Linked DNA regions of Homo sapiens: region 2 is linked to region 1. A link is a loop called in an ENCODE intact Hi-C map of the cell type or tissue named here. Cell type or tissue: mammary epithelial cell. All regions are shown on one strand. Each heading gives the region's core, and the rest is flanking DNA. Links, peaks and the distances in the headings are about the cores only. Region 1 overlaps KIAA1217. Region 2 overlaps KIAA1217.

What was found. Hi-C counts contacts between places; a loop is a spot of excess contacts. Peaks named below come from ENCODE experiments on the same cell type or tissue, not always from the same donor. Only the 100,000 strongest peaks of a DNase experiment are listed, where the experiment ranks them.
Region 2: a loop joins it to region 1, with 3 times the contacts of the local background. A loop is called at or near these places in 7 of 110 quality-filtered maps.

Annotation. Positions count from the first base shown.
Region 1 is chr10:24,501,578-24,506,957 of GRCh38, forward strand. The region is part of intron 9 of KIAA1217; the gene reads left to right. Among named protein-coding and RNA genes, the nearest start is that of ARHGAP21, 220 kb to the right of the region's middle. RefSeq lists an enhancer at 1-375. In mammary epithelial cell, for the core only: a CTCF peak has its summit at 2,259 (motif pointing left); a DNase peak (open chromatin) is centred at 2,264.
Region 2 is chr10:24,433,323-24,438,702 of GRCh38, forward strand. It overlaps KIAA1217, which reads left to right. Exons shown (of 21, transcript NM_019590.5): 5 at 5,064-5,157. The region is part of intron 1 of LOC124902395 (a long non-coding RNA gene); the gene reads right to left. Among named protein-coding and RNA genes, the nearest start is that of MIR603, 160 kb to the left of the region's middle. RefSeq lists enhancers at 1-285, 123-799. In mammary epithelial cell, for the core only: no CTCF peak of the experiment used is centred there; a DNase peak (open chromatin) is centred at 2,239; H3K27ac peaks cover 648 bases.

The DNA.
Region 1 (5,380 bases), core at 165-5,164:
TTGCCCTGAGCTCTTCCTACCTTCCTTTTCCTAGGGGCTCCGTGAAGACCTAGAGAATGTAGAACCATAGAAACAGCATGGCTTCCTCTCTCACACACACAATCCAAGTCTAGAGCCTTCCACTGCAACTATAGTCAATCTATAACCACTTCTTTTTTTTTTTTTTTTTTTTTTTTTTTTTTTTTTTTTGAGACGTAGTCTCGCTTTGTCCCCCAGGCTGGAGTGCAGTGGCGCGATCTCGGCTCACTGCAAGCTCCGTCTCCCGGGTTCACGCCATTCTCCTGCCTCAGCCTCCCGAGTAGCTGGAACTACAGGCGCCCGCCACCACGCCCGGCTAATTTTTTCTATGTTTTAGTAGAGACGGGGTTTCACCGTGTTAGCCAGGATGGTCTCGATCTCCTGACCTCGTGATCCACCTGCCTCGGCCTCCCAAAGTGCTGGGATTACAGTCTTGAGCCACCGCGTCTGGCCTACAACCACTTCTTTAAGCTGTGCGTACTTTTACGCAGGAAGAGACTCTAGGGCATTTGTTTTTGGAGAAGAGCCGAAAGGAGAGGGGCCACGGGGAGCATGCCGACAGCCAGTGAAGGCTGACTTCTGACAGCTTGGAGGCTCCATCCTCCTCCACACTGAACGGGGACAAAGGTGGATAGTCAGCCAAGCTTTTTTTTTTTTTTTTTTTTTCATTTTTTTTGCAAGGATCTGTGATGTATTTAGAACTATGAGTTTAGAATAGAAGATGAATTCATAAGGAAAAAAAGCCATCATGGTGATTTGTTACGAAAAACATCTGCATTTCATTCAGATACTGTGATCCATCCGTTCCTTGCTCTTTTCCATTGTTAAGGAATATATAAACTCTACGGGAATCAGGATAAGTGACCCTTCAGGTCACGAATCTTGGTCAACAAATCCCGTAAATCTGCCAAAGCAGAATAAGCTGTCTCCTGGGTAATAAGGAGGTAGAGATGTGCATCTCTGCATGAGACCACATATTTGCTCTGTGCACCTTCTCCCACCTCCCTGCCCTGGCTGGTAGGTTGGTCGTTGAGGATACAGTGCTGGCCTAGGCTCTATACAGATATCCTCCCTGACTTCCAGAAGCTCATAATCCAAATAGTGCTAGAAGATAGGGCCAGGTGTCATGGCTCATGCCTGTAATCCCAGCACTTTGGGAGGACGAGGCAGGTGGATGACGAGGTCAGGACTTCAAGACCAGCCTGGCCAATGTGGTGAAACCCCATTTATACTGAAAAAAAATTAGCCAGGCATGGTGGGGTGTGCCTCTAGTCCCAGCTACTAGGGAGGCTGAGACTTGAGAATCACTTGAATGTGGAAGGCAGAGGTTGCATGAGCCAGGATAGCACCATTGCACTCCAGCCTGGGCAATAGACCAAGACTATGTCTCAAAAAAAACAAGATAAATGTATCCAGGATCCTGGAGCAGCCATGGGGATGCAACCTCCTGAGCCCTTTCCTCTAATAGGAAAAAGGCTTCCAATCGGTTCTGCTTCTTCAGCACAGCGACAGCACAAGCCCTAAGTTGTTTAACCACCTAATGAAAGCTAAGAAAACAATTTCCCCTTGCCCTCTGCCTACCAGAAAACACACAGAAAGGCAGCTGGTTTGAGAGACCTGCCCCAAGGCCCCAGCATGGATCATGACGGTTGCTAGAAGAGTGAGGGCTCTGATCTCCAAAGGCTACTCTGTCTCTTAGGCAACATCCCAGATACCTTGAACATCTGATGCAAATTCATTTAAATCTCCTAGTGAATCTCATCGTCTGTGATGGCCCCATCCTTTGCATTAGCTTCCTCTCGCTTTGCAATTTTAAAGACACATTGCAATGAAATGAAGTGTACGGGTTGGGCTGGGTTGTGTCAGGGGGTGACAAAGTCACATGTCTTCAGTGTCCGGGCAGTAACAGCAAGTGAAATGGAGGAGAGACCACAGTAAATTGGCCCCTTTAAAGGATAGTAGCCACTCAGTTCCAACTGGCTCTTAACCTGATAGAATAAGTATCCAGTGTTTCTAGATGTTTCAATATTTCAAGCAAATCTGGAGACACAGGTTTTATATGAATTACCGCCATTTAAAAATGTTGGAAAGTAATTGAAAACTAATTACTGAGTACTCTGCAGGCCAAAGGACACAATTGCAGTTCAGAGGGGGCCTATCGGCTCCCAAGTTCGTTCTTACCTGGGGCTCCTGGAGGTCAAGCCCTTCCCTTCACTGCTCCTGCCTTTTGGCACCATCTGCTGGCCATTTCGAAATTGTTACCTCCTCATTGCGCCCTTTAAGAAAAACATACATATCATTTGTATGGAAGTACCTAACTGCTCTCAAAAGTGAGCATTTGTTGGTTTGGGGACAGGGATGGAATTGCTTTAGCATAAATGCCGCACTTCCCCTGGGAATTTCACAGGCGTTAGAGGTGAATTTGATACCAAGGCTCTCTTGATGTCTGTAGCTACAGCGTCACCCCATCAGTGGCTGGCGTAGTTTGGTCCTCTGGCCGGCTGGGAGGGATCTCTCACACTTGTCTCGCCTTGCAACCCTTGAACTGTGCAGCTTTGTGAAAAAGAGCAGTTTTCTTAAACAAAGAAGGTCTTTGGTCAAGGTCTAGGAATGCTGTGTTAACCACACAAGTTTCTTTATTGCTCCAGAACTACTCAACTTTTCTGGCTTTCTGGGAATAAAGAACAGTGAGCAAATGTGCTTTTGAGCCTGGGAAGTTGGGCAGTTCTAAAGCGCAGACTCGCAGGGAAAAATAAGCATGGTGTTTCCTAACCTGGCTGTTACTGTTTCTACCTCTGCATTTGTATTCCCTGGGTCCCATTCAGCTTTCCTCCCCATCAAACTTCTGTCTTTTCAATCGAGGGAGTCTACTTAAGACAAAAACAGCTTAGAATAATTAAGCTATCTCGGCACCAATTCTCCTTCAACATGTGCGGTATTATATACCAAAAATGAACTGCAGCCGCACAGTGGCTCTAAGTCCAATAATGGAGCTATCATTAGAGATATACGAAACACTAGACTAGTCTCAAAAGAACAAAAATTGAATTAGAAATTCAAATATTCTTTGAACTGTGTTATAAAATAGTGAAACTGAATAAAACCATTTGTGCTTGGCAGCCAGCTCCAGTAATTAGATAATTAAATCATTGGAAAATCCTAGACTGTAGAGCATATCCTATTTGAGCATTTCATTTTCAAAACTGATGGATTATTCTCAGGAATAGAAATTTGTTGCAGACACAATGGGGTGGGTAGATTTCAATGGGACAAGGGGAACCTAAGCAGAAGATCAAGGAAACCACTAAAAGCTTGTTCATGTTATCTTCTGCTCTCCAATTTCACAGGAGTTATCGGTCTAAGAGTGGTTCTCAATCCTGGCTACTCATTAGAATTATTTGAAACCCTTAGCAAAAATACCAGTGCTCAGGCACGATGGCCAGAGTCTGACTTCACTGGCACGGACTGGAGGCTAGGCACTGGTGACTCTAGAACATTCCAGGGTAAAAACTACTGTTTTTACCTCTTGGCTACAGGTAATATGAATGCTTAGTCCATGAAGACACCTCCTGGAAATGTTGAGATAGCCAGCTATTACCAATGACTTAAAGCCTTGACTTCAAACAATGCACCTCATTCCCAGTGGCTAATCTAGTATGTTCTCTGCTAGCTACATTTGGTATGAGAGCTATATGGAACCTTTATAGTGTGATATTCCCATTCCCAAATAACGGTTGGGTCTGTAATTAGCTAGCAACAATGGGAAAGGGTTTTGTCAAGGTTTTGTGCCTAACAGATGTTCTCCTCCAATGATGATTATGTTTGCCTGTTACCTTTCCTGATATCATTTTGAAAAAAAGCCCACTTTTTCTAAATAATGAACATCTTTTTCCCAAAATGCCACAGTACTTGGATTTTACCAAAGTCATCCCATATCTACAGAAGTGACTGCACTTCTTCCCCTCCTTGTGGGTGGCTGAGGAGAGAGAGAGAAGCTTCTGGAAGAGATGGTACAGGTTCTGTGGAGGCCAGATAGGCTTGGCATAAAGAGAGGATGGCGACCTCCTACTTCTTTCATCCCCAATCTCTTTATTCTGCTTCCTGATAAATAAAAAATTGGGTTGTTCATTACATTTGTAGGACTCCTGAGAATTTACTGTCCCTTCCCAAGAGAAGGAGGAGGTAAAATATCAACATAAAAAATAAACACAGTAGTGCATAGAGCCCTATGTATTTGAAATGATACAATTCAATACAATTTCCTTAATGTGTCTTTTTATGAGATGGCGCCTCGTGGAAATGTGCCAGGGTCTCATTTATCTTCTGACATGCATAACAATGGTCACGGGAATGCGGATCCCTGAGAACAGCATATTGGAGTTTCCCATGTGCAACAGACCCGTGTCCCCTGCCAAGCAGAAATAATAAACGGAACTAGTACAGGGCTTGACGATTAGGCTGCTTACAATGTGCCAAGGTCTAGTCAGATCTTCAGACAACAAGAAGCTTTCTAAGATGGGGAGACAGCACCCCAATAACATGGGTTATATAGCTGTGACCAGGCATCCCTTGTCTTGTTCCCTGAAGCCTGCAGGAACAGATCCAGGTGGGATCAGGAGTCGTTCTGAGGTCTGGCTTTCCTCCTGAATCTTTCTGATTTGTGGTATAACCACTGTTCCATGTCACTGCTAGACAGCAAAATCAGTCCAATTACATTATCCATTGTTGGCAAGACTGATAGTCTTAGATTTTACCTAAGAAATCAAAATTGAGTATGTGAGATATAGGTCCATTTTCAGGTTGGGGGAATTAGGTTTAGGCATTTGCTAGTTTCTCCATGAAGTGATTTGGATAACTTATTTGGTCCAATTAAAATTTTAATGGACAAGAGCATTATTTCTGTCTCTTATTTTACAAGAGTGCTTATAAAAATGGCAAAGCATTTTCAATAAATTATCTTTCTAGCTATGAGGAATAACTGCAACTCTACTTGCCCTCCCACTGTGGGCAACTAGAAAACTGAAAAATAAGCAAATGTATGAAACAAATGTTTTCAGAAATTAAACAACACAGGACCGTAATCCTTAGGAGAATGGGGGGAAAAAACCTACAGTTGACCCAGCTTTCTGTCTGGAGGCACTTTTCAGATCTTGGTGCAGGAAGGAAAAACCCAAGCATGGCACTGACAGTGAGTTGAGGAGATAAGACCAAAGTTTAGAGAGAGCTGAAACAGCTAGAACTGGTGGACTGGAGAACCAAACACAAGAAAGCTCTGCAGAGAAAGAAGTACATCAATAAATGGGTCTGTTATTAAATATTAAGCCAAGCATGTACAGTGTGAAAGCAACCGCTAAGCCAGGCA
Region 2 (5,380 bases), core at 230-5,229, 68 kb before region 1:
TTTGTTTTTTGTTTTTTGTTTGGTCCATCATATCCCTTTCATAGAGTTTATACCAAATTCTAATTTCTTTATATCCTAGTGAAGAAAGCAGATTCATTATCCTGATTGGTTGGGCTTATTTCACCCAGTCAGATGATTTCACTATCTGGTTTTCTACAATTCATTTACAGGGTATAGCTTATAAAAACGAGGACAAATTTCTCCGCCACAGATTTTTGAATGCTACATCTGAAAAGAACATTAGAAATGATTCAGTCCACCATTTTATCTAAGGGTTAGGGAAACTAAGGCCCAAAAAGGTAGCGGAGAGACCTGATCGAGGTCTTAAGAGTTGTAGGCAGTACTTCATTCATATTGGAACTTTCCCAATTCCCCCTCAAGTGTTCTTTCCTCCATAGAAAGACCCTGTGGACATTTTAGGTAATGATCCCACTGGGTCGTTATTTACACATAACAAGTTAGAATAAAAGCAGTGGGCTCTGTATTATTTTCCATAAGAAAAGAGACTGAGAAGCATCTTCACTTTCCATTCATTTCTTAAAGAGTTGTCCTTTACCCAAAGATCTTACTTTCCAGGTGGCCTTTCCCCAGGGCCCCCAGTTGAATATCCTCCAAAATTAAGCTAAATGGACTCCTGCTATTGATGGGATTGAGAGTCAGTTAGAAACAAAAGCATCTCTCTCTCCCTCTCTCTCTCTCTCTCTTTTTTTTTTTTTTTTTTTTTTTTTTTTTATGAGACAGTCTTGCTCTTTCGCCCAGGCTGGAGTACAATGGTGCGATCTCCGTTTACTGTAACCTCCGCCTCCTGGGTTCAAGCGATTCTCCTGCCTCAGCCTCCCAAGTAGCTGGGATTACAGGCGCCCACCACCAGGCCCAGCTAATTTTTTTCTATTTTTAGTAGGTACGGGGTTTTACCACGTGGGTCAGGCTGGTCTCAAACTCCTGACCTCAGGTCATCTACCTGCCTCGGCCTCCCAAAGTGCTAGGATTACAGGTGTGAGCCACCATGCCTGGCCTCATCTCTCTTTTTTTGAAGACAGGGTCTTGCTCTGTCACCCAGGCTGGACCTCAGTGGCATGATCATGTCTCAGTGCAGCCTCGACCTTCTGGGCTCAAATGATCCTCCCACCTCTGCCTTCCGAGTAGCTGGCACTACCGGCACATGCCACCATATCTGGCTAATTTTTAATCTTTTGTAGAGACAGAATCTCCCTATGTTACCCAGGCTGGTCTGAAACTCCTGAGGCAAGCAATCCTCTAGTCTCGGACTCCCAAATGGTTGGGATTATAGGCGTGGGCCACCACACCTGGCTCAAAAGCATCTTTATTGTCATTTTGGTGTCATGTATACAGTAGAAAGAACTCATTTGATCTGTTCCAACCAAACAACCTGGAAAACAGGACTTAGATCAACACAAGCAATCAGTTGCTAGTATGGTCTCTAAACATTTTAGAACTCCACAGATTATTTAGTGACTAATCCAGCCATTTCATTTTATGGAACCAGAAACTCAGACGCATAAAATTTGAGGGACTTATTCAAAAGCACACAGCCAGCTAAGTACCAAGCTCTGCCCCAAATATGGCTGTTCACACTTCTTGGTCAAGAACTTTTTGATTTCTTCGAATGTTCCCTCACCAAATCACTGGAGGCAGAACTTGGGGTTTCTGAGTCCACACCCTGGGGGGAATAGCAAGTTGCCCTGTTTCTTCATCATGGAATTAATGGGTACCACTTTTAAAAAATATGCCTCTAGTGCATAATAAATGTAAACTGATCTGTATCTACCAATGATCACAAATGACATATTTAGGCATGTGCCCAGGTGTATGAGTAATTTAGAACTTTCAAAGTTTGACACATGCCTCAAGGTATAGATACTACATCTGTTTCACAACCTTACAGCTTTTTAAAAATGTGTTTAAATATTCATGGGTACCCAAAAATTCATGTTTGTTTTTAAACTAAATTATTAATCAAGCTGTCACCAAAAGAAATTTTTTGCATTCACAAAGCGTAAACTTGAAACATGAAATAATCACATTATATTTAAAGACAATGTTTGTAGTAATATAATCCCACATACTGTTTTTACATGGAGCTGCCAGTTACAACAATCATCTTACATTTCTGCCTTTGCAATTAGAGGAATTGAAGGACACAGTAATAGCAAGTAAACATGCAACTTAGGGAAGCCACACTTGATTATGGAGCTCAAGGCTGATGAGGTTATTATGAGTAATTGGGCCTCACTGTCTTGCAGCCTGTGCAAGGATTTTTATATTACAATGAGTCACCATTTTCTAGAGCTTTTCTCAAGCTTCAAAGTATGGCTACTTTGCCTTCTTTTTTACATTGTTTGGGAAAGTCGAGAAGTAGTCACAAAATAAAAGAAATGAGAGGGAGGAAAAAGAAGAAAAGGTCATGATTCTCCTTAATGGAAATCTAGTTGATAACATAAATGAAACCATCAGTCAATATGTTGATATTTGTGAAAATGATGATCTTGTTGATCCGTAAGTTGTAGTATGGATAGCCTAACTTTTTTTTTTTTTGAGACAGAATTTCACTCGGTCGCCCAGGTTGGAGTGCAGTGGCATGATCTCAGTTCACTGCAGCCACCACCTCCTGGGTTCAAGTAATTCTCATGCCTCAGCCTCCCGAGTAGCTGGGACTACAGGTGTGCGCCACCACGCCAGGCTAATTTTTGTATTTTTAGTAGAGATGGGGTTTCACCATGTTGGCCAGGTTTGTCTCGAACTCCTGACCTCAAGTGATCTGCCCACCTCGGCCTCCCAAAGTGCTGGGATTATAAGCGTGACCCACTGCTCCCAGCTTGATAGCCTAAAGTTATTTTTAAAAAACTCTCATTTAAAATATTTAAGTGGAAAGATCACCGATTTATAAATTTGTCTGTAATTTTACTTTTCAGTTACTTTGATTTAAATAAAAAAAAGAACCTAAAAATGTTCAAATGTAGACAATGTTTTATTTGGTGATGACAGTAATGTTTATGCTATGTGAGCACATGCATGTCGCTTCCAAAGAATTATTCTATTTCTTGATTTTATGCATTAAATGCCTTGATTATATTTTATTTGAATGGTAGAAGAAATTTTCACCACCAGCATTATATAAGACAAAAAAAAAAAAGGCTGGGCGCTGTGGCTCACGCCTGTAATCCCAGCACTTTGGGAGGCCAAGGTGGGCGGATCACGAGGTCAGGAGATCGAGACCATCCTGGTTAACACAGTGAAAACCCGTCTCTACGGAAAATACAAAAAATTAGCCGGGCGTGGTGGCGGGCACCTGTAGTCCCAGCTGCTGGGGAGGCTAAGGCAGGAGAATGCTGTGAACCCGGGAAGCGGAACTCACAGTGAGCCGAGACGGTGCCACTGCACTCCAGCCTGGGCGACAGAGTGAGACTCCGTCTCAAAAAAAAAAAAAAAAAAAAAAAAAAAGACAAAAGAAAAGTATCATGTAGATTTCAACTGGAGACAGTGACTTTAATCTTCTAAGTTCAGAGACAAATTTCACTGCACTTCCTTCAGTGTTTCTGAAGCGTGAGCATATTTGCTAAACAGTTGCCTATCTCATCATTGTGTTAGGCTCCTCATATTTTCCTTAGGGAAATGCTATGGAGAGTTCAGGTCAGAATATTGTGTTGTAAATGTTGCCACAGTAAATGCAACCCCGGCCTTTACTGTTGGTTCATCTCAGATGAATATGTTTCTAAAGTCATGATAAACCAACCTCATGCATTTTAAATACCTCCAGAATCACAGTTAGTCTTTTTCATGGCTCCCGTGAGGTTTTCTAGTTTTTCACGTCCTCGCCTGTGACTCCTTCCTCTGGCCAAATGGGGAGCTCCTTTAGTGAAACCCCACATCCTTACCTCTGTGAGTCTCCCCTTCATATTCACCCAGCCCCCTTTAATAACAGGGCTGCTGGTTCCCCCTCAAGCCGACTTCTAACAAGCTACTGGAGCAACCGTGCAAGCTTGGGCTAGTCATTGCTTCAAAGCAATTACTGGCGGATATTTAAAGGAGAAAGAGAAGACTAGTCCAAGAATCCTCCACTTCAGTTAAAACAGAAACACAAGCCAGTAATCCCAGTGATTGGGTCAGCCCACTAAATGAGGCTGCACCTGGAAGAGAGGAATTCTTCCTCCTGCCCACATTTCTCTGAGCTAGCCCAGCCGGCATTGGAAGGGATCACAGTGTAGACAGAGCCAAAAGGGCCTTGGGTGGCCCTTCTGCTGATGAAAGCTGAACATGGAGGGAGAGAGACTTCATAGATATTCATGTGCTCTTCGATAATTTTAAGGTAGGCTCTGATCCTGTCTTTTGCTACGTTATGACACCTTGGCTCTAAGAGCCGGGTTCAGAGAAAAAAGAAGAATTTATCTGCTGCTATTTCTTCACATCCAGCAATTCGATTTGTATATAGAAAAACTAATTTTCTAACCCACTATGGAAGGAAAAAAGGCATGGTAAAGATATTAGATCTTTTTGGTACTGTTTTTTTTTTTTTTTCTGGACTCCAGATACCTTTTCTTTCAGTTGCCGAAAGTGTTTGAAGGCAAAAAAAAAAAAAAAAAAAGAAAAAGAAAAAAATCTTCTTTCATGTACATTCATTAGATAAGCAGCAAACCAGGTGTTTGGGAAAAGTAAACAATTAAATATTTAAATATCAACCAAATCTCTTTGAATGTATTGTAAATATTGGAACTTTATTTTTTTTTTTAAAGCCTTAGTTTCCATACTCGGAATCTTGAAAGAAAGTTCGTGCCACCCAACATTTATGGGTGGGGAACTATACTGGAGGAATAATACTTTCTTGGGGAACAAGAAAAGGAGAGAAAAGCTGAAGTCATTTTTCTTCTTCTTTTCCGTATTTATAATTGCCTATTTTATGGTCACATAGCTTTTGACTGGCGTACTGTAGATAGCCTTTGGATTGTCTGTTCATGTTTTTTACCTGATCTTTAAGGGCAGGCTAAGGAAATGGCCAAAGTCAGGCTTCTTTCATCTGCCATAGTTATCGATGTTTTTGATTCCAGGAACATTCAAGACAGATCACTCCTCAAAGTGTACAACAAGGATCCTGCACATGCGTTTAATCACACACCAAAAACTATGAATGGAGACATGAGGGTAAGTGTTTCTGTCATATTTTTACTTATCTTCAGTGGGTCAAAGCGTCCCTCCTCTTGCTTGTACTCCTGATGTAATCAGAACTCTACAACTGAGTTTTGGAGGGTTCTCCGCACTCATCTCACCTAGTGGATCATTATTTGTTCTTGGTAGAGAAGTAAGATTTCCTGGTTATTTAGGGCAAAGGGATTAAAATAAGGCTGGACACATCCTAATTTATCTT